Linked DNA regions of Homo sapiens: region 1 is linked to region 2. A link is a loop called in an ENCODE intact Hi-C map of the cell type or tissue named here. Cell type or tissue: endothelial cell of umbilical vein. All regions are shown on one strand. Links, peaks and the distances in the headings refer to the core of each region. The heading gives the core; the rest is flanking DNA. Region 1 has its middle 180 kb from the start of ATF7IP. Region 2 overlaps ATF7IP (activating transcription factor 7 interacting protein).

Evidence for each region. Peaks named below come from ENCODE experiments on the same cell type or tissue, not always from the same donor. Only the 100,000 strongest peaks of a DNase experiment are listed, where the experiment ranks them.
Region 1: a loop joins it to region 2, with 21 times the contacts of the local background. A loop is called at or near these places in 8 of 110 quality-filtered maps.

The regions. Positions count from the first base shown.
Region 1 is chr12:14,177,438-14,193,479 of GRCh38, reverse strand. It overlaps the pseudogene HMGN1P23. Among named protein-coding and RNA genes, the nearest start is that of ATF7IP, 180 kb to the left of the region's middle. RefSeq lists an enhancer at 7,434-7,553. In endothelial cell of umbilical vein, for the core only: a CTCF peak has its summit at 7,391 (motif pointing left); no DNase peak of the experiment used is centred there.
Region 2 is chr12:14,408,596-14,424,637 of GRCh38, reverse strand. It overlaps ATF7IP (activating transcription factor 7 interacting protein), which reads right to left. Exons shown (of 15, transcript NM_018179.5): 2 at 1-729. The coding sequence starts at 722. Among named protein-coding and RNA genes, the nearest start is that of ATF7IP, 51 kb to the right of the region's middle. In endothelial cell of umbilical vein, for the core only: a CTCF peak has its summit at 5,911; DNase peaks (open chromatin) are centred at 3,577, 5,967, 6,747 and 7,807; H3K27ac peaks cover 3,300 bases.

The DNA of each region.
Region 1 (16,042 bases), core at 2,719-10,718, 230 kb after region 2:
ACACTACGTACTGAAATTTTCAATCTTTCACAGCACATTAACAAAGTTCCTAGGAAAACAGGACCACCACAACCAAAGATGCTACAGAGCACACGTGGTTTTGACAGGGAGAGCCACCATCAAGGAGTAGTTGTCTTTTTTTATTGAGACAGAGTCTTGCCCTGTCACCCAGGCTGGAGTGCAGTGGTGCAATCTCAGCTCACTACTATCTCCACATCCCAGGTTCAAGCAATTTTCCCGCCTCAGCCTCCCAAGTAGCTGGGATTACAGGTGGGTGCCACCACACCTGGCTAATTTTTTGTATTTTTAGTAGAGATGGGGTTTTGCCATGTTGGCCAGGCTGGTCTCGAACTCCTGACTTCAGATGATCCACCCGCCTCAGCCTCCCAAAATGCTGGGGTTACAGGTGTGAACCACTGCACCTGGCCCAAGGAGTGGTTTTCTTAGGAAACAATTCTACTAAAAAACAACACGGGAATAGGATTAAAAATGTTCAAGACATTAAGTGCGGGACTGTGACTCCATATTGCCATGTAGTATGCTTTCTATTATAGGATATAAAAACTATCCCCCATTTGTGGAATATGAAGCCGACACCCAAGACAGTCAAAGTCTCCTGTAATCCAGTATTCCACATTATTTGCTGGTTGTACCAAAAATAAATAACTAGCAAATAATTTCATCTCTGAAATAAAAGCATTCACACTTAAAAAAAATGAGATGAAGAGGGATTCCCTCCTTCTTAAAAATGTTTCTAGAGGCTGGGCACGGTGGCTCGCATCTGTAATCCCAGCACGTTGGGAGGCTGAGGTGGGTGGATAACCTGAGGTCAGGGGTTCCAGACTAGCTAGGCCAACATGGTGAAACCCCATCTCTACTAAAAATACAAAAAAAATTAGCCAGGCGTGGTGGCGGGCACCTGTGATCCCAGCTACTCGTGAGGCTGAAGTAGGAGAATTGCTTGAACCTGGGAGGCCCAGGTTGCAGTGAGCCCAGAATGTGCCAATGCACTCCAGCCTGGGTAATAGAATGAGACTCTGTCTTAAAAAAAGAATATAAAAAAAAGAAAAAAAGAAGTTTCTAGAGCTACTAAAACACTTGGCATTTACAAAATAGTTGATAAAAAATATTCGTCTGGATTGTATAGGAAGGGAGACAGGGACTGTGGCTAAGACAGGGCATATGATACTAATCAGACTTGGCTTCTTTGTCTCCAGGTTCATCAGAGGCTGGACTGTCCCCATTTTCAGTTTCTCCATTTTCTGTAGGTAAATCTTCTTGAGTTTCCTGGTTAGCCATTTTGGCCTGTTTTCCCTTTCCTCTTCTTTTTCCCCTTTGTTTGCCTTTTTTGGTCTGAAGGTTTATCCTTTCCCACTGCCTTTTTTGTTTTCGTTTTTACTGTTGCAGGAGCAGGTTTATCTGACAACCTCACCCATCTCCTCTTGGGATCTTCCTTCACTGTGTCTTGGGCTGAGTTGCCCTCCTCTCGGGTATCTTGATGGTGAGGAGGCCACTGCTACTCCTCTTACAGCTCGAACTGCTGAGACCTGCAGCCAGGGCAGTGGGAGAACCTGATGGGACCTGGGTCAAGCCAATACGATACAGCACATACACGGTCAAATTCATCAATGATGTTAGAAAAACCCAGTTTTCCTCATATTGCTGATGAGGGAACTGAAACTAGAGAAACAAATTAACTTGTCCAAAGTCACACAACCATTATGATTGAGTTAGAATGTATTTCAAAGTACTTTTCCCTATATATTTTACAATGTTTTGCACTGAACAAATGTATGTCTGAAGTTTCTATTTTTTTCTCTCCTTCCTCAAACACTAATGACATTTTTTGTTTTTAACTTTTATTTTATAAAGTTCAGAGATACACGTGCAGGTTTGTTATATAGGTAAATTGTGTGTCATGGGAGTTTAGTGTACAGATTATTTCATCACCCAGGTAGTAAGCATAGTCCCCGATTGGTAGTTTTTTGATCCTCACCCTCCTCCCTCCCTCCAAACTCAAGCAGGCCCCAGTGTCTATTGTTCCTATATTATTATGTCTATGTCTGTTGACATGAAGTCCACTCAATGTGAGAACATACAGTATTTGGTTTTCTGTTCCTGTGTTAGTTTGCTTAGGATAATGGTCTCCAGCTTCATCCATGTTGCTGCAAAGGACATGATCTTGTTCCTTTTTATGGCTGTGTAGTATTCTATGGTATATACATACCACATTTTCTTTATCCAGTCTTCCACTGATGGGCATTTAAGTTGATTCCATGCGTTTGTTATTGTGAATAGTGCTATGATGAACATACACGTGCATGTGCCTTTATGGCAGAACAATTTATATTCCTTTGGGCATATACCCCATAATGGGATTGCTGGGTCAAATAGTAATTCTGCTTTGAGTTCTTTGAGAAATCTCAAAACTGCTTTCCATAATGGCTGAACTAATTTACATTCCTACTAGCAGTGTATAAGCATTCCCTTTTTTTCACAACCTTGCCAACATCTGTTATTTTTTTGACTTTTTAATAATAGCCATCTGACTGGTATGAGATGGTATCTTATTGTGGTTTTGATTTGCATTTCTCTTTTGACTAGTGATACTGAGCATTTTTTCATATGCTCTTTGGCCATGTATATGTCTTCCTTTTTTTTTTTTTTTTTTTTTTGGAGACAAGAGTCTTGCTCTGTTCCCGGGGTGGAATGCAGTGATGTGATCACAGCTCCCTGCAGTTTCTACCTCCTGGGCTCAAGCTATCCTCCTGCCTCCAGAGTAGCTGGGACCACAGGTATGCATCGCTACACCTGGCTAATTTTTTATTTTTAGGAGAGACGAAGTCACGATGTTGCACAGGCTGGTCTCAAAGTCCTGGGCTCAAGTGATCCTCCCACCTTTTGGTCTCCCAAAGTGCTGGGATTACAGATGTGAGCCACTGTGCCCGGCTGTATGTCTTCTTTTGAAAAGTGTTTGTTCATGTCCTTTGCCAACTTTTTAATGGACAAATGGTTGTTAATTTGTTTAAATTACTTATAGATTCTGGATATTACTCCTTTGTTGGATACACAGTTTGCAATATTTTCTCCCATTCTGTAGGTTGTTTACTCTGCTAATAGTTTCTTTTGCTGTGCAGAAGCTTTTTAGTTTAATTAGGTCCCATTTGTCCATTTTTATTTCTGTTGCAATTGCTTTTAGTGTCTTAATGATGAAATCTTTGCTAAGTCCTATGTTCAGAATGGTACTTCCTAGGTTCTCTTCCAGGGTTTTTATAGTTTCAGATTTTACATCTAAGTCTTTAAACCATCTTGAACTGATTTTTGTATATGGTTAAAAGAAGGGGTCCAGTTTCACTCTTCTGCATATGGCTAGCTGGTTATCCCAGCACCATTTATTGAATAGGAAGTCCTTTCCCCATTGCTTGTTTTTGTCAACTTTGTCTAAGATCAGATGATTGTAGGTGTGCAGCTTTATTTCTGGGCTCTTTATTCTGTTCCATTGGTCTATGTGTCTGTTTTTGTACCAGTACCATGCTGTTTTGGTTACTGTAGGCTAAATACTGATGACTTTTGATTTAGCCAGCCAATTAACAGTCCAGCCCTTTCTGTCTGGACTGGTCTTTTCCTTTCCAAAACTCTTATTTGTATCCCAACTTCCTGAACTCCATTTTTTTTTTTTTTTTTTTTCTGCAAAGAGCACTGGCGGGCAGTTTAAAGTAGGGCAAGTTCCTTCAGACTATAGGTTATCCCTGCCTAGGATGCATAGGAAACAGCTGCAGGTTCAGGCAATTATGATAAAGCCAGAGATACTAAGTTCTGGACTTCTTAGTGGCCTATTTGATTGGTAATTATCTAGTCTACAAGTCCTCAGGTCCAGGTAGGACAAAAAGGACACTATTACTTTATCTTGATTGGCTCTCTAGACACGGTTACCTTTTACATAGAAGGGAGGCTCTATCAGAGGAAAGTTGGAGATGGGACAAATCTCAGGTGAACCCTATTCTAATTGAGTGCACTAGCTCCATTAATCAGCAACAGCTGAGCAAGACCAGCATCCCTTGAACCTATTATCTTTGCGGCTGCCTTCCCTTTGTTTCTCACATTCACGAAGACCCTGCTGCTTGTGTTTGTGTGTAGATAGAAAGGGGATCTCTTGGGGCAGCTATGTCTTCCTCTACGGACAAGCGTGATACATATGGAAATTCCAAGTGGTGGTACCTGTGAAGAAGCGGACAATTCTGGAACCCTGGTGTTTGTGGCAAAGAAAGAAAGGAAGCAAGGAGAACCAGCCACCCTGAAAGGAGGTAGCAATGGTTAGCTTTATCCAGGGTTTCCTGATGTCACTCTACCTTCTTCATTTTTTTGTCTCATTTCTTCTTTCCCCCAAAGTAACAGTGCTAAATGTAAAATACTGTTGCATTGAACCAGGTCTCCTTCTAAGCCCGGGAGAGCTGGAACCTTCCTCCATTTTATTATGTATGTTTTTCTTTCTTACTTCCTCTTACTTCAGGCCAGAAAGCCTATATACTGCCAGGAATAAAACAATGAAAGCCAGTCTTTGCTGCTGGCTCTATGCATGTGGCCAAATGATTATTGGCAAGAGCACTGTTAGGATGCTAGCAGGGGATTCTGAAGGTGTCTGCTAATAACATATTCTCACGGGATGATTTAGGGAGGCTGCAGGAATACAAGGCTCTTTCTGGTGTGAAAAGCAATTCCACTCTCCTTGGGGGCTGTCTGACCTTGTCCCTTTTTCCTCTCACCCGAGACTGCCCTGTGGTCCCACCCAGTGTTTTCATAAAGAAACACTTTTAGATAATAACACACAGAAATTACCTGCTTGGCCAGTTAACATATCTGGGTGCCAGAAAGCCACCATGGAAGGGGCAGGCATTCTGTGGGACTCCCCTGCTTTTTAAAAGCTGAGTTCAATCTCTGTTCTATCTTCCAACAGTGTCTGGTGGAATCGTTTGAAACTTTCAAAATAAGTTGATAGGAATTTTATGTCTATTGAATCTAATAAAAAAACTTGAGCTTGTATTCCTTTTTTTCCCTCATTTTCTTCTTCTATTGACTCATTTTTAGTGTATTTTATTAGGGAATCAGGGGTAATTGGAAAAGAACAACAAAAAAATCTGTTCCACGGGCGTTTTGAGAAGCAGAGCCCCTAAGTCATGCTGGTGCCCAACTTCTCTTACCCATATTGGCGCAGGGATACCCTCTGCAGATGTCTCCTCCCAGAGTCCCAAAAAAGGAATGGAGCAATTTCCCTGCAGTCCCCGGTGTTCCCCCTCAGCCTGTCCGCCTTACTTCCGGGAAACTGGGAACCCGTTGTGGGACCACCTCCTGTCTTCCTCTTTCTTCCTGTCCTACAATCCCCTTCATCAGGAGAGGGCGGATGTTTCTTTAACTTCCAATCTATCTACTATAGTCCATCGGGACTAGCTCTTGATACACTTAATGTGAGTTAAAAATGTAGAGAATCCTTTCTCTCTCAATTGTGTCTGTTATCTAGTTTATTGTTATGCTACGCCATCTCTTGAATGTTATAAGTTGAATAATAACTCCTGCTCTTCTCATTCCTTCTTTCACAGTCTCAATCCAATCTGCACCTCCTTCTCTCCCACGATACTTTAGGTTTTGACAAAGATTCTTTGCTTGGCCAAAGTTTAGTCAGGCTTCCAAATCTTCTGCTCAGCCCATCTATGCACTTTCTTGCAACATCCAGTTTTAGCAAAGAACACTACTAAGTCAGTTTAGCCAGAACCCCTCATCCTCAGTATCTGATCATCCTGGATATCTGATCAGAATTTTCCTCTCCCACGTCCCCAACGCGATGCCTGTTCACCCTGGCCTGTCTTCAGCAAGAATCCTGTTGTGTTGGTTTAGCCAGAATCCCCCTCACCCCTGATGTTTCCTCTTAGTAATTTTCCATCCACTGACCTCCACCCTGCTCGTTGGCATCAATTATGATTTCCACCTGCTTGTGCTGTATTCAGAGTTGCCCCAGTCTCTCCCTGACTGCAAGACCCCATTGCCCTGGTCCCTGTAGCTATCGTGATGGTTCTGAATGACGTTTTCCTTGCCATGCTTTAACTAGTATCACTGAATAAGTTTTCCTTAACAGTTAATTAGGGAGAAGGTCGCATAATGTAGTTTTTCAAAATACTATCTTCCCTTGCACAGCCTCGTGTATTGAGTTATGCTAACAGCACCACTTCTGCCACGGATCCCACACCACACCCTAATAACGTGTAGAGCTGTAAATATATGGCATAATCATTTCTGTTGCATCACTTGTACTGAGCACAAGGCAGGCTCATTCTCACCCTTCAAGTCTCAGCCTAAATGCTGCCTCCCCAGAGATGCCCTTCTTGATGAGTGTCCTCTTCTAGTTAGTTTCTATCTCATCATTCTGGTTTTTTTTTAAATAACTTTATCACAATGTTTTATGCCGCTTGTTTACTTACTAATTGTGTCTCCCATAGAAATGTAAGATCCATGAGGCCAGGATCTTTTATTTATTTTTTATATATTTTTTGAGACAGTGTCTCACTGTGTTGCCCAGGCTGGAGTGCAGTGGTGTGAACATGGCTTACTGCAGCCTTGACCTGTGCTCAAGCAAGCCTCCTACCTCAGCCTCCTGAGTAGCTAGAACGAAGACAGGTACATGCCATGACACCTGGCTAATTTATTTATTTTTAATTTTTTTGTAGAGATGAGGTCTCGCTATGTTGCCCAGGCTGGTCTCGAATTCCTGGACTCAATCATTCCTCCTGCCTTGGCTTCCCAAAATGGGATTACAAGCGTGAACCACTGCTCCCGTGTTTATGTTTTCAGTTTTAATTTTAATTTGTTGGGAGGCCAAGGCAGGTGGATCACTTGAGCCCAGGGGTTTGAGACCAGCCTGGGCAACATGGTGAAACCCTGTCTTTACAAAAAATACACACATTAGCTGGGTGTGGTGGTGGGCACCTGTAGCACCATCTGCTTGGGAGGCTGAGGTGGAGGTGGAAGGAACACCTGAGCCTGGGAAGTTGAGGCTGCCAAGAGCTGTGATTGTGCCACTGCATTCCAGCCTGGGTGACAGAGTAAGACCCCGTCTCTAAATAAATACATATTTTTTTTTAGAGACAGAGTTATGCTCTGTCACCCAGGCTGGAGTGCAGTGGCACAATCATAGCTTGCTACAGCCTTGAACTCCTGGGCTCAAGTGATCTTCCCGCCTCAGCATCCCAAAGTACTGGGATTACAGGCATGAGCCACTGCAGCTGGCCCTTTTATTTTTATTTATTATTGTATCTCCAATTCCTAGCATAGAGCCTGGTGCACAGCAGGTGATTGTAAATCTTTATTGAGAAAGTGAAAAGGTACTAGAGAGCTCCCTCTTGTGGATGCTTAGGCTGCGAATCCCTTTTGAGGCATGCATGGAATTGCAACGTTACTCCTGCCCATGGCTTTTTGTATTTGAAACATCTGGAGTCCTGTAAAGGTGATTGCATTTTGCTATTCAGGAAGGGTCGCTAATTTCAGCTTAAGATGTTCAAGTTTCATAAAAAGAAAAGATGATAGGTGATGGAGCTCCCCCAGGAGAATTCAGAGAGCGAACCTGAGAGAAGATAGGGGAAGAGAAAATGGTCACGACTCAGACAGAGGTCCTACTGTCTCTATTATGTCAGTTGCCTAATTTGAGGCACACTTTTGTGGCCCAGGAGGTGTCCAGGCAAGCGAGCAAGGGAAATGATTGTTGTAAATGACCATTATGCCAGTGCCCGGGGCAGTGGCTGAAGTGGAGGACCCAGTGGGTGCCACATTTTAGGGTAAAGTGGCCCAGGCAGGCTGCCACTCTCTGCACCGCATGCCACTTTATGGTTGAAGCTAAAGATGACACCTGCTCTTTCCCTGGGGTATTTTGTGAGTCAGAGACTGAAGCCAGCACAGCTGCTCCTCTGCAGGGCATTGTCATTCCCTGCTGCAGCCCCATATCTGGGAGCAGCCCTGGTCTCCCCCTTCTCTCTTCCCTTCCACATTTGTCAATAGCCAATTGATTTAATCTTCCAACTCTCTCTTGATTATGGTTTGCTTTTCTCCTTCTCCTTTGCTGGAGACCAAGCTGGCATCTTTTTTGCCTAATTGATTGCAAGAATCTCCTGAGAGTTTATTCCAAATCAGACTTGATGGCTTCTATTTTACTTTTTAGTATGATCTCAATCAGGTCCGTCTCCAGATTAAATTAACAGATCCTCTGTTGTTTCATTGATCAAAGATCTCCGTCTTTCTCCTTCCTTAAGCCTTATCTTATTACTTATATTTTCTTCCCTCCTCTCAATTCTTAAGATTTTCCCCTATTTTTCCAGTTTCTAGAACTTATAATGCTTTTTTTTTTCTTTTTTTAAAAATAGTGCTTTTGCACCATAGTTTCATTTTGTCCAGCACACGATTAATTTATGTATACTGGCCTACTATTCTGAGAGCCTGTAAAGCTCACTTTTATTTCTATTAGCTTTAAAAGATTCCATAGTAATTTCCATAGAGATACTCATGTTGTCTGCAAATGAAGACAGGTTTACTTCTTTCTTTCCAAAGTGTCTGCATGTACTTCTTTTTCTTTTTATCTTTTTTTTGAGAGAGTCTCACTCTTTCGCCCAGGCTGGAGTGCAGTGGCACAATCTCAGCTCATGGCAACCTCTGCCTCCTGGGTTCAAGCAATTCTCCTGTCTCAGTCTCCTGAGAAGCTGGGACCACAGGCATGCACACCCGGCTAACTTTTGTGTTTTTAGTAGAGACGGGGTTTCACTATGTTGGCCAGGTTGGTCTTGAACTCCTGACCTCAAGTGATCCGCCTAGGCCTCCCAAAGTGCTGGGATTATAGGTGTGAGCCACCATGCCCGGCCATGTACTTCTTTTTCTTGCCTTATTGCCCCAGCTAGAATCTCCAGTGGTGTTAAATAAGCGTGGGGAGCATGGATGTTCTTCCTGATCTTAGGGGGAAAGGATTCAGTCTTTCACCTTTAAGTGATGTTAGCATACTTTTTTTTATAGGTTTTCTTTTTCAGGTTGAGAAAACTTCATTCTATTTTTTTTAGCTTGTTGAAAATTTTTATCATGAAGGCATATTGAATTTTATGAAATACTTTTTCTGCAACTCTTAAGATAATCATATGATTTTACTTTTTACATGGACTGATTTCAAATATTGAGCAAATTCTCTATTCCAAGAGAAACTTTACTTGTTTATTCTTTTTATATGTTGCCAGATTTGATTTGTTAATATATTTTTAAGAATTTTAGCATCTGTGTTCATGAGAGATCATGATATGTACTTTTCTTGTAATATCTTGGTCTGGACTTGCTATTAATGTTGGCCTGATAAAATTAGCTGGAATTTCATCTTCTACTCTCTGTAAATGTGTGTAGAATTTGTATTATTTCTTATCCAAATGTTTCATAGCCTTCACCACTGAAACCGTCTGGGCCTAGACATTTTTCTATGGGAATGTTTGCAGCTATAAATTTAATATCTTTTGTATATGATATTCAAGTTATCTACCTTTTGAATGAGATTTGGCAGTTTTAGCTTTTAAAGGAATTTGTCCATTTCTTGTAGGTTATTAAATTTATTGGTATAAAGTTATTCATAATGTTTCTTTATTGTATCTCTAGGATCTATAGTGATGTCTCCCTCCTTCATTCCTTTTTTTTTTTTCTTAATATTTTTTAGAACAGGTTCTCGCTATATTGCCTGGGCAGGTCTCGAATGCCTGGGCTCAAGTTATCCTCCCACCCCTACCTCCCTAAGTGTTAGAATTACAGAGCCACTGCCCCCAGCCTCTTTTATTCTTGATCTTTGTTAAATTGTGTAATTCTTTTTGTCTCTTAAGTCTGGCTATAGAGGTCTACAGATTTTATTAAATTTGAAAAAACCTAGCTTTTGGTTTTGATTTTCTGTGTTGCTTTTCTGTTTTCTATTTTAATGATTTCTACACTTTTATTATTTCATTTCTTCTGTTTGCCTTGGGTTTAATTTGCTCTTCTTTTTCTAGTTTCTTACCATCAAAGTTTAGACCCTTCTTCTTTGTTCATGTAAGCATTTAACATGACATACCTTTCTCTCTAAGGACTGTTTCAGCTGTATCCTATAATTTTGAAATGTTGTTTTCATTTTTTTAAAATTCAAAATGTTTTCCAGTTTTTTTTTGTGACTTGTTCTTTGATTACTGAATTATTTAGAATTGTTAATTTCCAAAGATTTGGAGATTTTTTAGATGTCATTTTAATATTGATATTAGTTGAGTTGTGGTCAAAGAACATACTGTTTATGATTTAAATTCTACTACATTTATTGAAATTTGTTTTATAGCCCCAAATATAGTCCATCTTGGTGAATGTTTCATGTGTACTTGAAAGGAATGTGTTTTCTGCTGTTGTTGAGTGTTGTGTTCTATAGAAGGCAATAGGTCAGTTTGGTCAATGGTGTTGCTTAAGTCTTCTATATCTATTTCTGTGTACCTGTGCTACCACTTACTAAAAGAGGAACTTTGGGGCCGGGTGCATTGACTCACACCTGTAATCCCAGGACTTTGGGAGGCTGAGGCGGGCAGATCACGAGGTCAGGAGATCGAGACCATCCTGGCTAACAGTGAAACCCCGTCTCTCCTAAATACAAAAAATTAGCCAGGTGTGGTCGTGGGCGCCTGTAGTCCCAGCTACTCGGGAGGCTGAGACAGGAGAATGGCGTGAATCCGGAAGGTGGAGCTTGCAGTGAGCTGAGATCATGCCACTGCACTCCAGCCTGGGCGAGAGAGCAAGACTCTGTCCAAAACAAAACAAAACAAAACAAAACAAAACAAAACAAACAGGGCCTTTTTTTTTAAGGGCCTTTAAATCTCCAATATGTTTGTAGGTTTTTCTATTTCTCTCTCTTTTTTTTATTTTATTTTATTTTTTTTTTAACATATTATTTTTAATTGGCTTAAGTTAAAACACGATTTGTTAATTTTATTCACAGGTTTTGATTTAAAATCCAGCTATATCCAGTTTCTTTTTTTTTTTTTATTATACTCTAAGTTTTAGGGTACATGTGCACATTGTGCAGGTTAGTTACATATGTATACATGTGCCATGCTGGTGCGCTGCACCCACTAATGTGTCATCTAGCATTAGGTATATCTCCCAATGCTATCCCTCCCCCCTCCCCCGACCCCACCACAGTCCCCAGAGTGTGATATTCCCCTTCCTGTGTCCATGTGATCTCATTGTTCAATTCCCACCTATGAGTGAGAATATGCGGTGTTTGGTTTTTTGTTCTTGCGATAGTTTACTGAGAATGATGGTTTCCAATTTCATCCATGTCCCTACAAAGGATCTCTCTCTTTTTTAAATTATACTTTAAGTTCTGACTTACATGTGCAGAACGTGCAGTTTTGTTACATAGGTATACACGTGCCATGTGGTTTGCTGCACCCATCAACTCGTCACCTACATTAGGTATTTCTCCTAACGTTATCTCTCCCCTAGCCCCCCACCCTCCGATAGGCCACAGTGTGTGATGTTCCCCTCCCTGTGTCCATGTGTTCTCGTTATTCAACTCCCACTTATAAGTGAGAACACGCAGTGTTTGGTTTTCTGATCTTGTGATAGTTTGCTGAGAATGATGGTTTCCAGCTTCATCCATGTCCCTGCAAAGGACATGAACTCATCCTTTTTTAATGGCTGCATAGTGTTCCATGGTGTGTATGTGCCACATTTTCTTAATCCAGCCTATCATTGATGGATGTTTAGATTGGTTCCAAGTCTTTGCTATTGTGAATAGTGCTGCAGTAAACATATGTGTGCATGTGTCTTTATCATAGAATGATTTATAATCCTTTGGGTTTATGCCCAGTAATAGGATTGCTGGGTCAAATGGTATTTCTAGTTCTAGATCCTTGAGGAATCACCACACTGTCTTTCACAATGGTTGAACTAATTTACATTCTCACAAACAGTGTAAAAGCATTCCTATTTTTCCACAACCTCTCCATCATCTGTTGTTTCCTGACTTTTTAATGATTGCCATTCTAACTGACCTGAGATGGTATCTCATTGTGGTTTTGATTTGCATTTCTCTAATGACCAGTGATGATGAGCATTTTTTCACGTGTCTGTTGGCTGCATAAATGTCTTCTTTTGAGAAGTGTCTGTTCATATACTTTGCCCACTTTTGGATGGGGCTGTTTGTTTTTTTCTTGTAAATTTGTTTAAGTAAGTTCTTTGTAGATTCTGGATATTAGCCCTTTGTCAGATGGATAGATTGCAAAAATTTTCTCCCATTCTGTAGGTTGCCTATTCATTCTGATGATAGTTTCTTTTGCTGTGCAGAAGCTCTTTAGGTAGATCCTATTTGTGAATTTTGGCTTTTGTTGCCATTGCTTTCGGTGTTTTAAACGTGAAGTCTTTGTCCATGCCTGTGTCCTGAATGGTATTGCCTAGGTTTTCTTCTAGGATTTTTATGGTCCTAGGTCTTACGTTTAACTCTTTGATCCATCTTGAGTTGATTTTTGTATAAGGTGTAAGGAAGGGGTCCAGTTTCAGTTTTCTGCGTATGGCTAGCCAATTTTCCCAACACCATTTATTAAATAGGGAATCTTTTCTTCATTGCTTGTGTGTGTCAGGTTTCTCAAAGATCAGATAGTTGTAGATGTGTGGTGTTATTTCTGAGGACTCTGTTCTGTTCCATTGGTCTATATATCTGTTTTGGTACCAGTACCATGCTGTTTTGGTTACTGTGGCCTTGTAGTATAGTTTGAAGTCAGGTAGCGTGATGCCTCCAGCTTTGTTCTTCTTGCCTAGGATTGTCTTGGCTATGTGGGCTCTTTTTTGGTTCCATATGAAGTTTAAAGTAGTTTTTTCCAATTCTGTGAAGAAAGTCAGTGGTAGTTTGATGGGGATAGCGTGGAATCTATAAATTATTTTCGGCAGTATGGCCATTTTCACGGTGTTGATTCTTTCTATCCATGAGCATGGAATGTTTTTCCATTTGTTTGTATCCTCTCTTATTTCCTTGAGCAGTGCTTTGTAGTTCTCCTTGAAGAGGTCCTTCACATCCCTTGTAAGTTGCATTCCTAGGTATTTTATTCTCTTAGTAGCACTTGTGAATGGGAGTTCACTCATGATTTGGCTTTCTATTTAGGTTTCCTGTTTCTCTTATCAGTCAGGCTCTGTAATTAGGTAGATACATATTTAGAATAGTTATATATATATGTACACACACATATATATGCACCATAAAATTATATGGTCATAAAAATTATATGTATAATATATACATATATGTACATATATGTATATAGTGTATACATATATGTACATATATGTATACACTGTATATATGTACATATATGTATATAGTGTATACATATATGTACATATATGTATATGCAATATGTACATATATGTATATACAATATGTACATATATGTATATACAATATGTACATATATGTATATACTATATACATATATACTATATATACATATATACTATGTATATATACTATATACTATGTGTATATATAGTATACACATATATGTACATACATATATAGTCTACACATATATGTACATACATATATAGTATACACACACGGCATATGTACATATATAGTACATATAGTATACACACACATGGCATATGTACATATATAGTACATATAGTATACACACGCATGGCATATGTACATATATAGTACATATAGTATACACACGCATGACATGTACATATATAGTACATATAGTATACACACGCATGGCATATGTACATATATACTACATCCAGTATACACACGCATGGCATATGTACATATATAGTATAGTATACACACATATGGCATATGTACATACATGTATATATAGTAATATATAGTATATACACATATGGCATATGTACATATGTATATATAGTATATACACATATGGCATATGTACATATATGTACGTATGTAATATGTACACACAGCGTATGTACATATATGTACGTATGTAATATGTACACGTATAGTGTACGCACATATATGTACGTATGTAATATGTACACGTATAGTGTATGTACATATATAATATGTACAAGTATAGTGTATGTACATATATGTACGTACGTAATATGCACATGTATGTACATATATGTACGTACGTAATATGTACATAAATGTACGTATGTAATATGTACATGCATGTACGTATGTGGTATATGTACATGCATGTACATATGTAGTATATGTACATACATGTACGTATGTAGTATATGTACACATGTAGTATACGTACATATATGTACGTACGTAGTATATGTACATATATGTACGTATGTAGTATATGCACATATAGTATATACTATATATAGTATATACTATATATGTGTATATTAGTATATACTAATATGTATATATTATATATGTACATATATGTACATACACCTATGTATATACATGTACATATATGTAATATGTACATACATGTGGGCACATATATGTGTGTATATATATTATACATATAATTTGTTTTTTGAGATAGAGTCTCACTCTGTTGCCCAGACTGAAGTCCAGTGGCGTGATCTCAGCTCACTGTAACCTCCAACTCCCAGGCTCAAGCGATTCTCCCACTTCAGCCTCCTAAGTAGCTGGGACACAGGCATGCACCATCATGCCTGGCAAATTTTTGTACTTTTTGTAGAGACGAGGTTTCACTATGTTACCCAGCTCCTGATCTCAAGCAATCTGCCCACCTCAGCCTCCCAAAGTGCTGGTTACAGGCATGAGCCACTGCACCCAGCCATCTTTTCTTAATGAATTGGCTTCTTTATCTTTAAGAAGTATTTCTTTTTATCCCTACTAATACTTCATGTTCTAAAATCTACTTAATCTAATATTAATATAGGCATTTTAGCTTTCTTTGGATTTTTTCTTCTTATTTTAACCCTCTATGTCTATGTATAAAGTGAGTTTCTTCTTGTAGACAGTATGTAGTTGAGTCTTTTTAAAAAATCAGTCTGACAATCTCTACTTTTTGATTGTTTAAACAATTTATATTTAATGTAATTATCTATATGGTTATGTTTAAATGCACCATATTGCTGTTTGTTTTCTGTTTGTCTCAATTGCTCATTTTTCCTTTTTGTCTTTACCTGACTTCTTTTGGATTGAGTATTTTTTTTTTCTGATTTCATTTTATCTTCACTAGGCTTACAGCCCTTTTTTTTTTTAAAGGTGATTGCTCTAGGACATACTGTATATATACGTATATATATACACACACACAAATATTTTCACTTTTCAGTCTATTTTCAAATATTATACCATTGTACATATGGTATAAAAATGTTAGAGAAGTGTATTTACTTTACTGTCTTTCTTTTCTTTGTGCTACTGTTATTATATATTTTACATCATATTTTTAATTTACTTCTACATATACTATAAAATCCATAATTAATTTTCTTACTATTAGTAGTTAATTATCCTTTAAAAAATAACTTTGTGGCCACGCACGGTGGCTTATACCTGTAATACCAGCACTTTGAGAGGCCAAGGCAGGAGGATCACTTGAGGTCAGGAGTTCAAGACCAGCCAGGCCAACATGGTGAAACCCCATCTCTACTAAAAATACAAAAATTATCCGGGCATGGTGGTGGATGCCTGTAATCCCAGCTATTTGGGAGGCTGAGGCAGGAGAATCACTTGAACATGAAAGGCAGAGGTTGCAGTGAGCTGAGATCATGCCATTGCACTCCAGCCCGGGTGACACAGCAAGACTCCATCTCAAAACAACAACAACAACAACAACAACAACAACAACAACAACAACAACAACTTTGTGTGGCTGAGTGCAGTGGCTCACGCCTGTAATCCCAGCACACTTTGAGTTCTCGTGTTGAGGCCAGGAGTTTGAGACCAGCCTGGCCAACATGGTGAAACCCCATCTCTAATAAAAATAAAACAATTAGCTGGATATGGTGGCACATGCCTGTAATCCCAGCTACTTGGGTGATTGAGGTGGGAGAATCGCTT
Region 2 (16,042 bases), core at 2,827-10,826:
GAAGCCAGATCAACAGAAGTTATTTCACTAGAGGCTATATCATCAGCGGCACAATCACCAGAAATGGGTTCAACAGGGACCGGTTCACCTGGGATGGGATCACTAGAGGTGGGATCACCAGAGGAGAGATCATCAGCAGTGGCATCACCAGAGGTGGCATCACCAGGGGACACATCACCAGAAGGGGCATCACCAGAGGTTGCATCACCAGAGGCAGCATCACTAGAGGAGGGCTCGCTAGAGGTGGGATCACCAGAGGTGGAATCACCAGAGGCCAGTACTCCGGAGGCTGGATCTCCGGCATCCAGATCACCAGGGGCTGGATCACCAGAAACTGGTTCAGCAGGCAGTTTAGAGACTGGTTCTGGAGTTATATTATGGGGAGACAAAGGTTCACAATTTAAATCATCATCCTGCTTGTTTTTTACATTAACACTTAGGATACAGGGTGTTTCCTTCCATTCTGCTTTACTTCCTTCAGGATCAAAACAAATCTCTTCAATGCCATTCACCTCTTCCTTGTCTTTAATGTAATCCATGTTTTCCAAAGGTGAGGTTGGGTCCAAATCTCCATTTTCATGGTTGCCATTTAACAGCTTGACATCAGTTTTCAACAGTTCTTCTTTGACCTTGTACACTGCTTCAAGTTGCTGACGATCACTCACTCTCATCGTTTTTCGAGCCTTAAAGACTTTTTTCTGAGGTTCTTCTAAACTGTCCATTCTGAATCTTTAAGAAAAAAGAGAAAGAGAGTTTAATAACTGAAACAGAAGCCACCTAATTGTAGACTTAATACAAATTGATCTTAGAAGAGATGCAAGCAGCACATTTCATGTAATGTTTAAGACATAGAAAACCTACTGCTTGTTGTATACTAATTATCATATTTACTGCATCTGTGTAATACAAAATCAAAAATGGCCATAGTCTACTAGAAAATCAACTAGAAAGTATTAGGGGGAAAAGGGACAAGTTTTTTTTTCCAATATGGAATTCACAGAGTATGGAGATGTTTAAGCAAAAAAAAGGTAGATAAAGTAAAAAAAAAAAAAAAAAAAAAAAAGTACCTGAAGAAAATGAGAAAGAAAAATAAAAGTGTAAGAACAACAGTAGGGAAATAACAGGTATAGAGATAAAGGAAAAAGGAGGAAGAATTAAGAAACATGTAAGGAAAGATTACATTTGCAACCAAGCATACTTAGATTGGCAGAACTATAAACATATTAACAAAAGATTACCATCAAGAAAGAAAATTCACAACAATGGGAGAAAATATTTGCAAATCATATGCCTGATAAGACTTTTATCTCGAATCTAGAATTTCATATCTAGAATACAGAATATATATTTATATAGAATACAGACTTTTATATCTAGAATATCTAAGAACTGCTATAATTCAATAATAAATCACCCAATTTAAAAATGGTCAAAGGACTTGAACAGACATTTCCAGAAAGAGACCCCTAAGCCAAAAGTCCATAAGCAATAAACATCATGAGACATCAGGGAAACGCAAGTCAAAACCACAATGAAATAACACTGCACACACGACAGGACGGCTACAATCAACGAGAATAATGAGTGTTGGCAAGGATGTGAAAAAACTGGAACTTTCATACAATGATAGTGGGATTGCAAATAGGTGCAGCTGCTTTGGAAAACAGGCAGTTCCACAATATGTGAAGTACAGAGTTGTCATATGACCCAGTGATTCCATTCCATTCATTTCCCAAGAGAAATGAAAACATATGTCCACACAAAAACTTGTACACAAATGCTCTATAGAGGCACTACTCATAATGGCCCAAAACTGGAAACAACCTAAATGTTCCATAACTGATGAATGGATAAATAAAATGTGCCATACCCCTACAACAGAATATCATTCAACCACAAAGGGGAATGAAGTACTGAACATGCTACTACATGCATAAACCTTAAAAATATGCTGAGTGAGAGAAGCCAGTCACAAAAGGCCACATACTGAATGATTCAATTTATATGAAATGTCCAGAGTAGGCAAATCTAGAGACAGAAAGTAAATCAGTGACTACCTAGGGTTGGAAGATTCTGGAGAAAATGAGGAGTAGCTGCTAAAGGGTACAGGATTTCTTTACAGGGTTATGAAAATGTTCTAACATTGATTATGGTGATGATTATACAGCTCTGTGAATATACTAAAAATAACTGAATTGTACTTTAAGTGGGTGAATAGTAGATATGTGGTTTTATCTCAGTAATGCCACTACAAAAAAATTTCAAAATAAATACAAAGGTTGTGTGTGTGTGTGTGTGTGTGTGTGTGTGTGTGTGTGTGTGTGTATTCTCTTTTTTTGGTAAGTTGTGCTACAGTTTTATCAATTCTATTCACTTATTAAAGTATGAACCTTTACTTGGCTGATATTTCTTGGTTTTATATCTGCTTTCTTGTTTTAATTATTTACTCTAATATTTATTATCTCTTTTCACTTACTTTTTCTTGGAAAGAGCTTAACATGTCATCCTTTTCCTTGAGATTCAAGCTTAAGTGTTATTTTCAATCTTTCTTCTTTTGTAATGTGTGCATATAAAGCTATAAATTTCCCTCTAAGAGCTGCTTTAGTTGCATCTCACATTTTAATGTGTCATTTACATTATTCTGTTAAAATATTTTCTAATTTCCATCATGATTTCTTCTTTCATCTATGACTTATTTAGAAGTAGGTTTCTTAAAAAGGTAATGAATTCTGACCAAGTGAAGCTCGCTTAGAAAAATACAAGGCTGATTTCACATTCAAAAATCAAGCAGTGTTGACCATGAACAAGCCATGATGCATTCTGACTTTATTTCATGCCCAGCAGAGTGTACAATTACGAGTTTTGCCTAAACTGAATGTCTGGTACCAGGATGTTACTGACTGAATTGTGCAGCATCCCACACCCCACATCCCCAGAAAGATATTAGTCTTAAGCCCCAGTACCTCAGAATGTGACCTTATTCGGATAGGGCCTTTACAGTGGTAATCAAGGTAATATAAGGGTACTAAAGTGAGCCCTAATCCAATACAATTGGTGTCCTTATAAAAAGGGGAAAATCTGGACACAGACAGACATGCACACTGGGAGAATGCCATGTGACAATTGAAGTTATGGTACCACAAGCCAAGCAACTACCAGAAGCTAGGAGAGAGGCCTGGAACAGATCCTTCCCTCAGCACCCTCAGAGGGAGAATGGCAATGACAACACCGTGATTTCAAATGTGTTGCCTCCAGAACTCTGAGACGATAAACTTCTGTTAAGCAAAAAAGAAAACCACAAAACAAATCAAGCTATTTAATTCACCACATAAACAGAACAGAGGGACAAAATCAACAAAGGATTACCTCAACAAATACAGAATATTCATTTGACAAAATTCAAGACTGATGCATAATTACAACTTGCCAGAAACTAAGAATACAAGGAAACTTACTCAAATCTGATAAAGGTTATCTACCAAGAAAACTAGAGATATCATGTCTGATATTGAAATAGGATCAGAAGAAAACAAGGATGTTTCCTGTAACCATTTCCTTGTTAACATCTGGCCAGTGCAATAAAGGCAAACAAAAGAGCACAAGGATGTGGTTCTGAAGAAAAACAATGTCATCAATCAATAGTAGAATAAAACAAAATTGCTTTAAGGACTAAGATGTACAGGAGGCAGGAATACTGTTTTCACATTGGATAGTCACTTACCATTACCATCACCAGTAGGAATGATATGGTAGAATACATTTGCTTTGGCCTGAGAAAGAAAGAAAAGCAGCCCCTGATGCCTGGAAACTTAACTGATACTCACAGTTAGGGCTCAATGTTGTTAATGGATCTGATGCTTACAGTTAAGCCATGCTGTTCTCTGGTTGGACATAAAACCAACTCAGAGAACATTCAAGTCAGACAAGGTCACTGTGCAACCCACAAAATTCCAAACATCCCCCCTCACTAAATGAGTGATGGCTATTTCTTTATTTTTTTTTTCTTTTTGAGACGGAGTCTCGCTCTGTCGCCCAGGCTGGAGTGCAGTGGCGTGATCTCGGCTCACCGCAAGCTCCACCTCCTGGGTGCATGCCATTCTCCTACCTCAGCCTTCCGAGTAGCTGGGACCACAGGCGCCCGCCACCACGCCCGGCTAATTTTTTGTATTTTTAGTAGAGATGAGGTTTTACCGTGTTAGCCAGGATGGTCTTGATCTTCTGACCTCGTGATCCACCTGCCTCGGCCTCCCAAAGTGCTGGGATTACAGGTGTGAGCCACCACACCAGGCCAACTTCTTTATCAATTACAGCTTTATCTTGTAATAGTCTGTCCTCCCTATATAGATAAAATTTATTGAGATACCCAAGAATAGAAGTGCCCCCACTTTCTGATGTCACCCAATCCACGATAAGGATCTACTTCCTTAATCTCTCCCCAAAATAACCCAACCTATACTATACTCAAATCCTATACTAGGTTTTTTCTAACATCCTCTTACTGATTGATGTGCCTTACAGTTTCCCCATAGTGAACATTATTTCCTCCCTGCAGCAAATAGTAAACCTAACTTTTTCAATTACAAAGGTGTTCCTGCTGGTCTTTGGCTGAAGCGCATAAAATAATAAGCCTAGCCTACTTGCTGGAAGCCAATTCAGCTTGAGATTCTAGCACTTTGTCAGAGAATTTCTAGACTGTGATACATTCTGTATTCATTCTCTCACTTTAAGCCAATTACTTAGAACATATTTCTTATTCTAGCCATTTTATTTAAATTATATAACTAAATCAACTATTTAGAAAAATTACTCTTCATTTAAACAGAAACCTTAATACAAAATGTATATATAATAATACAAAACCTTAATACAAAATTATACAAAATTTGTATAATATAATACAAAACATTATGTTAAGGGTTTTTAATTACAGACTAAAATTTCACACCTTCAAGGTTTTTCCCTTCCCATCATTACAAAGTTTTGCTAACTGCAAAATTTTCTGCAAAAGATACAGATACAATGCATTGTATTTTGCTGTCACTTTTCCTTACTAATTCCAAAACTACAAAATAATTAAGTTTATAATATAAGTAGTATAGTTACCCTTTAAGTATTTCAAAATACTGAAAGGCCATTCTTTTGAACTTTAGCCTCATAATATCCGCATTTCTCAGATATTAGATGGACAGCTGGTAGTTATTACCAATTGCATTAAAAGTATTCCTTTTAAAAAATTCATAACTTTTAATAACCCAATTAAGAACATGAACTCTTACATTAAAAGTAAGCATTCCTTTAAAAAAATTCATCACTTTTAATAACCCAATTAAGAACATGAACTCTGTAGACTGTAGACAGATTCACAGATTTGAATTCCAACTCTCCCAGGAAACCTACTGTGTGAGACTGGGCAAATTACCTAACATCAATTTCTTAGTTTTGGTTACCTTAAAAAGGGACTAATACCAACACCTGTCACAAAGGTTGCCATGAGAACTAAATGAGATTCTATACATTAAGCACTTGGAATGTAGTAAGAACTCAATAAATGGTATAACCATCACCATCTATATATTCAGGATAACGTTTTTAGGAATAAACTAAATATTCAGGATAATGTTTTTAGGAATAAACTAAAGAGTCTAAGACAAATTCCTCTTTGGTATTTTTTATATAAATTAGAAAATCCAACATGTAAACCTCACAGTTAATATTAAATTGCCACCACCAAATAATATTTAATAAAAATATATAATTCAAGAAAAGTTGATTTTATCAATAAAATTGTCATTAACTTCAGTAATAATAAAGCACTCTAAAAAGAATTATAGAATAACTACCATCCATACCCACAAGGGAGCACACTACAGCCATTTACCAGATCTTATGGGTTCTAAATATAATAAAAAACAGACAAAGCAATAAGGAAGTAACACGAACAATTAGTTCAAACTAGTTCAGCCATATCTGTACAAACCAATCAGCAGTCTGCTTTTAGAAATGTATTTTGCATTAGCGAAGCATATTTGAGAAAGATACACATTAGAGAAGGGTGTGTTACCTGCAAACAAGTTTCCATGGCTGTAATACCAGTGCAAAACACTTCCAAGGATCATTTTAGTACTGTCGCCTAGAACTAAGATGCCATTCATAAAACTATTCTATAAAATAAATGTTAGTATTTTAGGTGGCAACTCAAATCAGAAAGCTTTCACATGACTGTAATTCATTTTCACAGAAAAAAGCATTGGTATTTTACGGCAGAAGATGTCTGCCATGTCTAAAAGTAACTGCAAAACATGATGAACTAGTTTCTCCTGAAAGTATTTTTTTCATGAGGATGAGAGTCAAAATAATGTTTTTTAAGTCTCTGTATATTCAAGAACTCTGGGAAAATAATATCACTAATAAAACCTTTTTCTATAGAAATTTATATTTAAATAACCAGAGAAGGGTATGTTACCTGCAAATAAGTCTCTCTGGCTTGGAAATTTTTTTTTCAAATTTTTGGTAAATTATTTTTAAAATATTTTTAAGGAAAGCCCAACGAGCTTCTTCTTTAAATGAAAACATTACTCTCTTCTCTGCTTCATCCCCCTCCACCCACTTCTTTCTAGCAAGAGATCATAGCAATGAAACAACAAAGGGAAGCTGTTATGTCTTAGCCTACAATCTGCCTGCTCAAAAAGCTCAAGAATTTAAATGGCTGTTCAAGAGCTGCTCACAAACTCAGCCAATCAGCAGCCAGCATTCTGATTCCTGCCCAGCAACAGGAGACAGACAATAAGGTCAGAAAAACATAGTTAAACAAAAACTGTATCTGCAATACTTAAGTGTGGTTCTTTGTTTGAAATAAGTAATCTAGAACACAGTTTACATAAAACCCTAAATCCACGTAACACGCATTAAATATACCACACACATAAATGGATAAGATTTACATCTTTTATGCTATTTGCTTTAATAAATATCCATGAACATTTCAAGAAATATACATTAATATAAATTAATTTCCTACCTGAGGAATAAGTCAAACATGGACAATATACGTAAGAACATATTTTTCTATACAATGCAAAATTCAAATGTAAATTTCTTTTTAAAAATTCCATAGACCATACATATAAAATATATAAATCTAGCAAAACCTTAAATCCAGACAAGTAAAAAAAAAATCTTCATACCCATCTACCACTATTGTTACAGATTTCCGATTCCAAAAATTAATAGTATTCTGGACCCAAAGGATTACTAGGGATAGTATTATGAAGTGTTGTGCTGTCTACTGCACTGAACTGACTTAGTTTAATTCATCTAATGAAATCTAAATGTCTGATTCTGGACAACCTATATTAAGTGGTATAAGTACAATTACTACATCCTTTTCTCCTTAACTGCCTTTCGCAGCAAGTTACAAAAGGTTATATGAGATATCCTTTCAAAGCTTTATTATAAAACAAATGTGTGGATTACAAAGTAAATATTCATGAAAATTAAAGACATTTTTATTATATTACACCATTCTATAGTTCTTTAAATATAGGATTATAAAATAAAAATGGAAAATTTGTTATCAGAATTTTTTTCTCAAATTCACTACTTATTAGGTGTTCTTAATAACCAAGTTTTAAAAATAAACCTCATTTCCCCCCTTCCTTACAGATGAACCTTGTAATTTTTCAAACATACCCAAGAGGGAGCTTGCTGCAGCCATACTCTTAGTTTATATAATCTCCCCACAGGAAAAATATATCAACAGCTGCTTCAATGTTTCAGTCCTGTGAGAGAACTGAAATTCACTGTCTGATTGGCTCAAAGCCGAAATAGTCTAAAACCAATCAGACATCAGTGTCACAAACCTTGCCCAGCAACAAGGGAAGAAGATGAGGGCAAGAGCTCTATTAAAAATGCAAAGGATGTGAAAATCAAGGTGAACAATGAAATGGAAACATTAGGAATATAACTCTAGATGCTCTGTTTGAAAAACAGGTCATGGTAGGGTTTCTTTGATTAAATAAACTAGGGTCTGTACTGCTTTCCAAGAACAGACTTAACTAAGTACCACGATTGTTGGGTCAAAAAGCATATACAACACATAGACAAAACAAATGCTGTATTAATTCAAAGTAATGAATATCTGATGAAGTATACTTCAAAATAAAACTAAAGCAAAAGCTTAGAAAACATCAAGCAAAACCTTTTAAGTGGACATGGCATTTCTATCTTTGACAAAGGCATTCCAATTATATTCATGCTGTTGCCTGAGAGTACAACATTTTTCTGAATAAAAATTTCATTCATTTTTCTACTGAAAATAATTTTAATTTGAGTTTATTTTCATTAAATGGCTGAATTAAATATTAAATAATCACTTTATGCTGATAATTTCTAACCTCTTTAGAAATGCAACTCTGCTATTAGATTCTTTAAGAATCCCATTCTCAGTTGAAAACTGTATGATTTTATTTTACACTTCTAAATTTTGCTTGAGAATTTGCAATACTCTAAAAATAAAATCATAAAGAATAGTGGGTTGCACAAAAGATGCTAATAATCTGCTTTACTGCTTACTGCCCATTAAATAGACTACTGAATCTGTTCACTCACTTTGATACTTATCTGCTCAAATTTAGTATAAAGATTTTGAAATTTTTATTTTAAATACCATGTCCATCAGTATTTGTGGGAGACTGGTCCCAGGACTCCCTACAGATAACAAAATCTGACAATGTTCAAGTCCCTTATATAAAGTAGTGTAGTATTTGCATATAACCTATGCACATATTGCTGTATACTTTAAATTATCTTTAAATTACCTATAATACCCAGTATAACATAAAGGCTATGTAAACAGATGTTACACTGTTGCATTGTCAGCTACGGTTCTCTTAACTGGTATAAAATAACTGTCACTAGCTATCCTGCCATCTTAAAAAAAAAAAAAAACAGTAAGTGGTGAAATCTGTTTATCAAATACTCATAAACTCAGTTGAGTAAGTTATCAAGTGATCATAATATTTGACACTTTCACAAATTAACCCCTCTGCCTGTCACCGACCAAAATGTGGAATGCAATATCCCCAAACTAAATTGTAAAAAATAACCAACCACAAAGGAAACTGGGAGTTTGCTTTACCAACAATTCCCTAGACAAGGTTACCAACAATTCCCCAGACAAGGCAGGAGTAAATCATGTCCTTAAAAGTTTGGTTACATCAAAGCCAGAACTGTCACTACAATCTAACTTCTTGTTGCATTCAGTGCTATGTTTTCAGAAATTTTGGAATGGTCCACATGATAAAAACATAAGATACCTTAAAATTACTTCTCCAAGTCAATTTTTGGGATCATTGTGTTACATGGGCAAAATAAAATTAAATGACCTGATCCAACAAATGCCATTTTAGAATACATAGAGCAAATTACACCCCCTTAGAAAATTGGCCAATTTTCCATCAAGGCCCTACTCACTAGCTTGCCAAACTCTACTATCCCTATGCAGATAAGGAGTGAAGTTACAGAAGGTCTTGTATTTATCTCCACAGGCATTTAAGAAATCATTTGTCCAGAGCTGGGCGCAGTGGCACATACTTGTAATCTCAGCTACTTGGGAGGCTGAGGCAGTGGACTGCTTGAGCCTAAAGGGTAGAGACCAACCTGGGCAGCACAGCAAGACCAGGTCTCATTAAAAAAATAAATAAATAACCAGCAGTAGAAATCATTTGTCCAAACGTACTTTTCACATTTTGCTTGGGTGAAGTAAAACACCCAGAATGAGGTATGAGGAGCTGAAAGATGTAAATCCTTCAAATGCCTGGAAATAACTCTTACTTTTCTTATTAACCCAACCTAAAGAGAAAAGCTGGACAGCTAACTTTCTGTGTCAGTCACCTTTTACTAGATGATAATGCAGCAACAACAATAAAATTTCACTGGCTAATAACTGTATACTTTTTCATTATTCTAGGACACCAGGCTGAAGGAACAGCACCCCCTCACCCCATCTAGGCCTTGTGGCAGAGGTAAAAGACCAATATGACAGAGATATACAGTATACAATAGCTTTTAGCTAGGGTGTCCAAACTTTTGGCTTCTCTAGGCCACAATGAAAGAACTGTCTTGGGTCACACATAAAATACGTTAACGATAGCAGATGAGCTGAAAAACAAAATTTCATAATGTTTTAAGAAAGTTTACAAATTTGTGTTTGGCTACATTCAAAACAGCCCTGGGCTCTATGCAGCCTGTGGGCCCTCGGCAGGACAAGCTTATTTTAAAGCTTTTGCTTAGACATGGTGTACATTACTTTCATTCACATTCCATTGGCTAAAACCAAATTAAGTCACTAAGGGCATGGGAAGTAAAAAACCTCCCAAGGGGAAACACCTCATGTCACATGGCAAAAGGTAGGGACATATAATCCTCTTGCTGTAAAGAAGTATAATTATAAAATATCATGCAAACTATCACACTTTAAAATACACATATTCTAAAAAGCTTGGCATAACAAAAAGACTTCTGAACTAACAAAACTAGGTTCTATTCCATGTTCTAACATTAGTATACAACCACCATAGAATAAATCAATTTAACTCTCTGGAGTTCAGTTTCCTCAACTGTAAAACTGAAGAAGTTAGGGCAGATGCTTGCTAAGTTCCATTCTAGCTCAAGTTTTAGCTATACTGACACATATAATTTTTTATTATGAAATAAAAATAAAGTGCCCTGTACAACACAACAGCTTACTCCTTCTTCTCCATTCTTGACTCCTAAATGCAAAGATAAGCATAATCTTGAATTTGATGTTTATTATTCCCAACCATGCCTTATAAATTCTGCCTTTTATTAACACCTTGAAAAAAAACCCTTTTATTACACACCTTGAAAGGAGAAAAAGAAACTGATGCTTATCGAGGAATAATATATGTGAGTCACTATAACAAAACATATCCTTTTCTCATTAGTTTATGTGATAATTTATATTAATTTCAACTTTACATATGATGTGAATTAATAAATCAATAATTATATTACTATCAATAATTACACAAATAGTAATTTTAACTTGGTAAGGTAAAGCAGACACCCAATTCAGTACCAAGTTGTTTTCTTCAGCACAGGAACCCTTCTTATGCATTTCATCATTTAAGTTTTGGTACCATTTTAATAGAATGTTCAGCAATTGTCTTCTTTATCTCTTTGAAAATGGAGATGCCATTTAAGATCACTGGTAATACCTATCTACTCAGTAAATGAGACCTGAGAGTAGACTCCCTCCCCAATTTCACCAGCCTGCTGACTGCTTCATGTATTAGCTACAAGAGTATTACCAGCAGCTTTCTAAGTATTAAATTATCTCATCCTTAATTTAACATAGCAATTAAGAGCAGAATTCACTCAACCAACTAAGAATAGAAGAGGATTTCCTCAACCTGATAAAGGGCACCAAGGAAAAACCCACAGCTATCATACTTAATGGTCAAAGACTGAAATCTTTCACCCTAAGATCAGAACAAAAGATATCTGCCCTCACCATTTCTAGTCAGCATTGAACTAGAAGTTCTAGCCAGGAGAATTAGGCAAGAAAATGAAATAAAAGTCAAACAACTTTTTGTTTGTTTTTTGAGACATGGTCCCTCTCTGTCACCCAGGCTGCAGTGCACTGGCACAATCTCAGATCACTGTAGCCTCCGCCTCCTGGGTTCAAGTGATTCTCATGCCTCAGCCTCCTGAGTAGCTAGAATTACAGGTGTGAACCACCAAGCCTGGCTAATTTTTGTATTTTTAGTAGAGACGGGGTTTCACCATGTTGGCCAGGCTGGTCTCAAACTGCCAAGCTCAGGTGATCCACCTGCCTCGGCCACCCAAAGTGCTGGGATTACAGGCATGAGCCACCACACCCAGCCACAAGTCATACAACTTAAAAAAAAAAGAAAGAACTATTTTTATTTACAGATAACAAAATCTTGTATATAGAAAATAGTAAGAAATCAACTAAAAATTTATTAGAATAAGAGTTTAACAAAGTTCACTATAATAAGATTAACATATAAAAATCTATTGCATTTCTATACCCTTGAAACAAATGATCCAAAAATAAAACAATCTCATTTAGAGTAATATCAAAAATTAATTTTGCCAAAGAAGTACAAAACTTAATATTCTGAAAACTATAAAATACTATTGAATAAATTAAAGACATAAATAAATAAAAGACGTTCCATACTCATGAATCAAAAGACTCAAATCCTTAAGATGTCAACACTCTTCAAATTAAGCTACAGGTTCAAAACAATCTCTATCAAAATCCTAGCTATTTTCTTTGCAGACACTGGTAAGCTGATCCTAAAATTAATATGAAAATGCAAGGGTCCCAGAACAACCAAAACAATCTTGAAGAAGAAAAATAAACTTGGAGAACTCATACTTTGCATTTTTAAAAGTTATTACAAAGCTACAATAACCTAGACAGTGTGATACTACCAGTAAAATGACAGGTATATCCTTAGGATATATTTTGGAACAGAAATAAACCCTCACTTTTACAGTAAATTGTCTTAGACAAGGGTTACAAGACCATTCAATGGGGAAAGAATAGTATTTTGAACAAAGAGTGTTGGAAAAACTGGATAGCCACATGCAAAAGAATGAAGTTGGAGTCCTATTTCTTGCCTTATACAAAAATTAATTCCTATAAATGAAAGACCTAAATTTAAGAGCTAAAACTAAAATCTTAGAAGGAAACAAAGACATAAAATCTTCATAAATTTGGAACAGGCAATGGTTTCTTAGATATGACCCAAAGAGAAGAAGCAATAAAAGAAGAAGGAAAAAAAAAAAGTTTAACTGAACTTCATCAAAATTAAAACTGTTCGTGCTGCAAAGGAAACCACTAAGAAAGTGAAAAGACAATTCACACAATGGACGAAAATACTTGCAAACCATATACCCAATACGAGACTTGTATCTTGAATATATAAAAACTGTTACAATTCAATAATAAAACACCAAATAACTCCATTTTAAAATGAGCAAAGGACTTAACAGGCATTTCCACAAAAAGGCTTTTTTTTTTCTTTTTCTGTTTTTTTTAAAATTATTATTATACTTTAAGTTCTGGGGTACATGTGCAGAATGTGCAGTTTTGTTACATAGGTATACAAGTGCCATGGTGGTTTGCTGCACCCGTCAACCCGTCACCTACATTAGGTTTTTCTCCTAATGCTATGGCTTTTATAAGCCAATAGTTCATAGGCAGTAAACATCATTAGTCATCAGCAAAATGCAAGTCAAAACCACAATGAGATAACATCTCACACACACCAGGACAGCTATAATCAACAAGAATAATGAGTATTGGCAATGATATGGATAAATTGGAACCTTCAAACAATGCTGGTGGGATTGCAAAAAGGTGCAGCTGCTTTGGAAAACAGGCAGTTCCACAATATGTGAAACACAGAGTTGCCATATGATCCAGCAATTCCATTCCTAGGTATATACCCAAGAGAAATGAAAACATATGTCCACACAAAAACTTGTACACAAATGCTTTATAGAAGCACTACGCATAATGGCCCAAAACTGGAAACAACCTAAATGCCCTGTGACTAATGAATGGATAAATAAAATGTGGTATATCCATACAATAGAGTATCATTCAGCCATAAACGGAATGAAGTACTGTACATGCTACTACATGCATTAACTTTGAAAACATGCTGAGTGAAAGAAGCCAGTCACGAAAGGCCACATAGTGAATGATTCCATTTACGGTATTCCCCCTTATCCATAGAAGATACATTCCCAAACACCCACTGAATGCCTGAAACTGGATAGTACTGAACCTTATATATACTATGTTTTTTCCTATACATACATACATACATACATTTAACTTATAAATTAGGAACAGTAAGAGATTGACAATAACTAATAATAAAATAGAACAATTATAACAATATACTGTTCGTTTCACAGAAGTATAAGATAGTTCTTACTATAGATCTTAGAAACCTCAGCATATGATTCTTTCTTTCCTTTATTAAGTCAAAAATTTTAATCTTTTCACTTAAAGGAAGCACTTTACAGCTTCTCTTTGGCATATCCAAATTGCCAGCATCACTACTCTTGCACGTTGAAGCTGTTACTAAATAAAATAAGGGTGACTTTAAGACAAACATTGTGATACCAGCACAGATCTAATAACCCAGACATCTCCTAAATGACTAATGGGTGGGTAGCGTCTACAGTGTAGATATGCTGGACATACTGGACAAAGGGATGGTTCATATCCTACGTAGGACAGAAGAGAATGGCATGAGATTTCATCACACTACTTAGAACAGTGCCAAATTTAAAACTTATGAATTATTTATTTCTGAAATTTTTCCACTTAATATTACCCACGGTTGACTACAGACAGCTAAAACCACAGAAAACGAAAACTGTGGAGAAGGGGGGACTAATGTATATGAAATGTCCAGAATAGGCAAATCTATATCTATACAGACAGAAAGTGGCTTACCAATTGCCTAGGGTTGGAGGCCTGGGAGGAAATAACGGTTGGCTGCTAAAGGGTACAGGATTTCTTTATAGGGTAATATAAATGTTCAAACATTGATTGTGGTGATTATGCGACTGTGAATATGCTGAAAACCACTGAATTATACACTCAAACAGATGAATTGTATGACATGTGAACTGTATCTCAATAAACTAGATATTTTAAAAAAAATAGCAGAACTTCAGTTGAGTGTTTTTCATTTATTTTTAACCTAAACCCCTTTACTGGGTCACACTTCCAACATGGACAGAACAACTATACCAAGAGAACCGAGTGTTGGTTTATACTTTAGAGCGTTCACATTTTTAGGCCAACAAGTGTATCTGTGATTATATTGGTGGTGAAAGGCAGTATGTGTAAAATAGCAGCAGCCTTGTTCTCTTATGTCCTCATCTTGGATGAGCTCATTACTCTTTTTCCCTGTCCCAAATGGTACATAATTCTACAGTATGCTCATCTTGCAGGATTGCAGTAATGGGCATAAAATACTCACGCAAGATATTTAAAAACAAAAAACAAAAGACAAAGCAGTACTAAGCATGACACAGGTGACCCCTCCAGGAGCAAATATTAATAAAGTCTTCCGCATATGGAAAATTCAATTAACTATCTTTTACCAGAAAGACTAGAAAGTCTTAAGTGAAACAGAAACATTCTCTTTTATTATAAAATGGTACTATAACCAAAAGGCCTTATATGTAATTAATGATGATAAATGTTTTTAAATGAGGTATACTTCTTGAACTTTCTGATGTTACATATGGCTTTGTCACATTTTATCAATATTGTTTTTATTCACATGGCATGTTCTGCCACCATTCTCTGTATTTGCCAATGCTCTGAAGGTATCCTTTTAGAAATTTTTATTATAAATGGACTCTAATACTACATTTATGTATTGTTTAATGGAACACTTTGACATTTTTATCGAGTATCTAGTATAAAATTATTACTTCTTTCAAATTTTAATCTCTGTCAAATCTCAGGGAAAATTAATACATTTTAAGTGTCCAAAGCTTTGATATTAGAAAACATCTTAAATATGCTGATATCATGATGATGTGCTTCTGAGGTCATTTCACAAAAGAAGAAGAATATGAAGTATTCTAGTATAATATTAGTGAACTACGTAGTGTTGAGCACATAGAATACAATTAAGTATTGGCTAAAAGAATGATGCGCTATGTACACGTAACTGACATCTAAAATAATTCCTACATGAAAAAAACTATTCTTTTAGAAAGCAAAGACAATAATCTAGAACATTTTAACAGACTTGTAAACTAGCATGCTGGCATGTTTACATACAAAAAGTAATAAAATATACCCATTTATAAGTTGCCTAATAGAGGCAAAACAGAGCAGCATTAAAATTAATCAAATACACAAGAGAGTCATTTTTCAGCCTTTTATAAAGCTTGCTTAGTTTGATTTCCCATTTCAAAAATAAAATGCCCCTTTAAAAGAAATCTACCT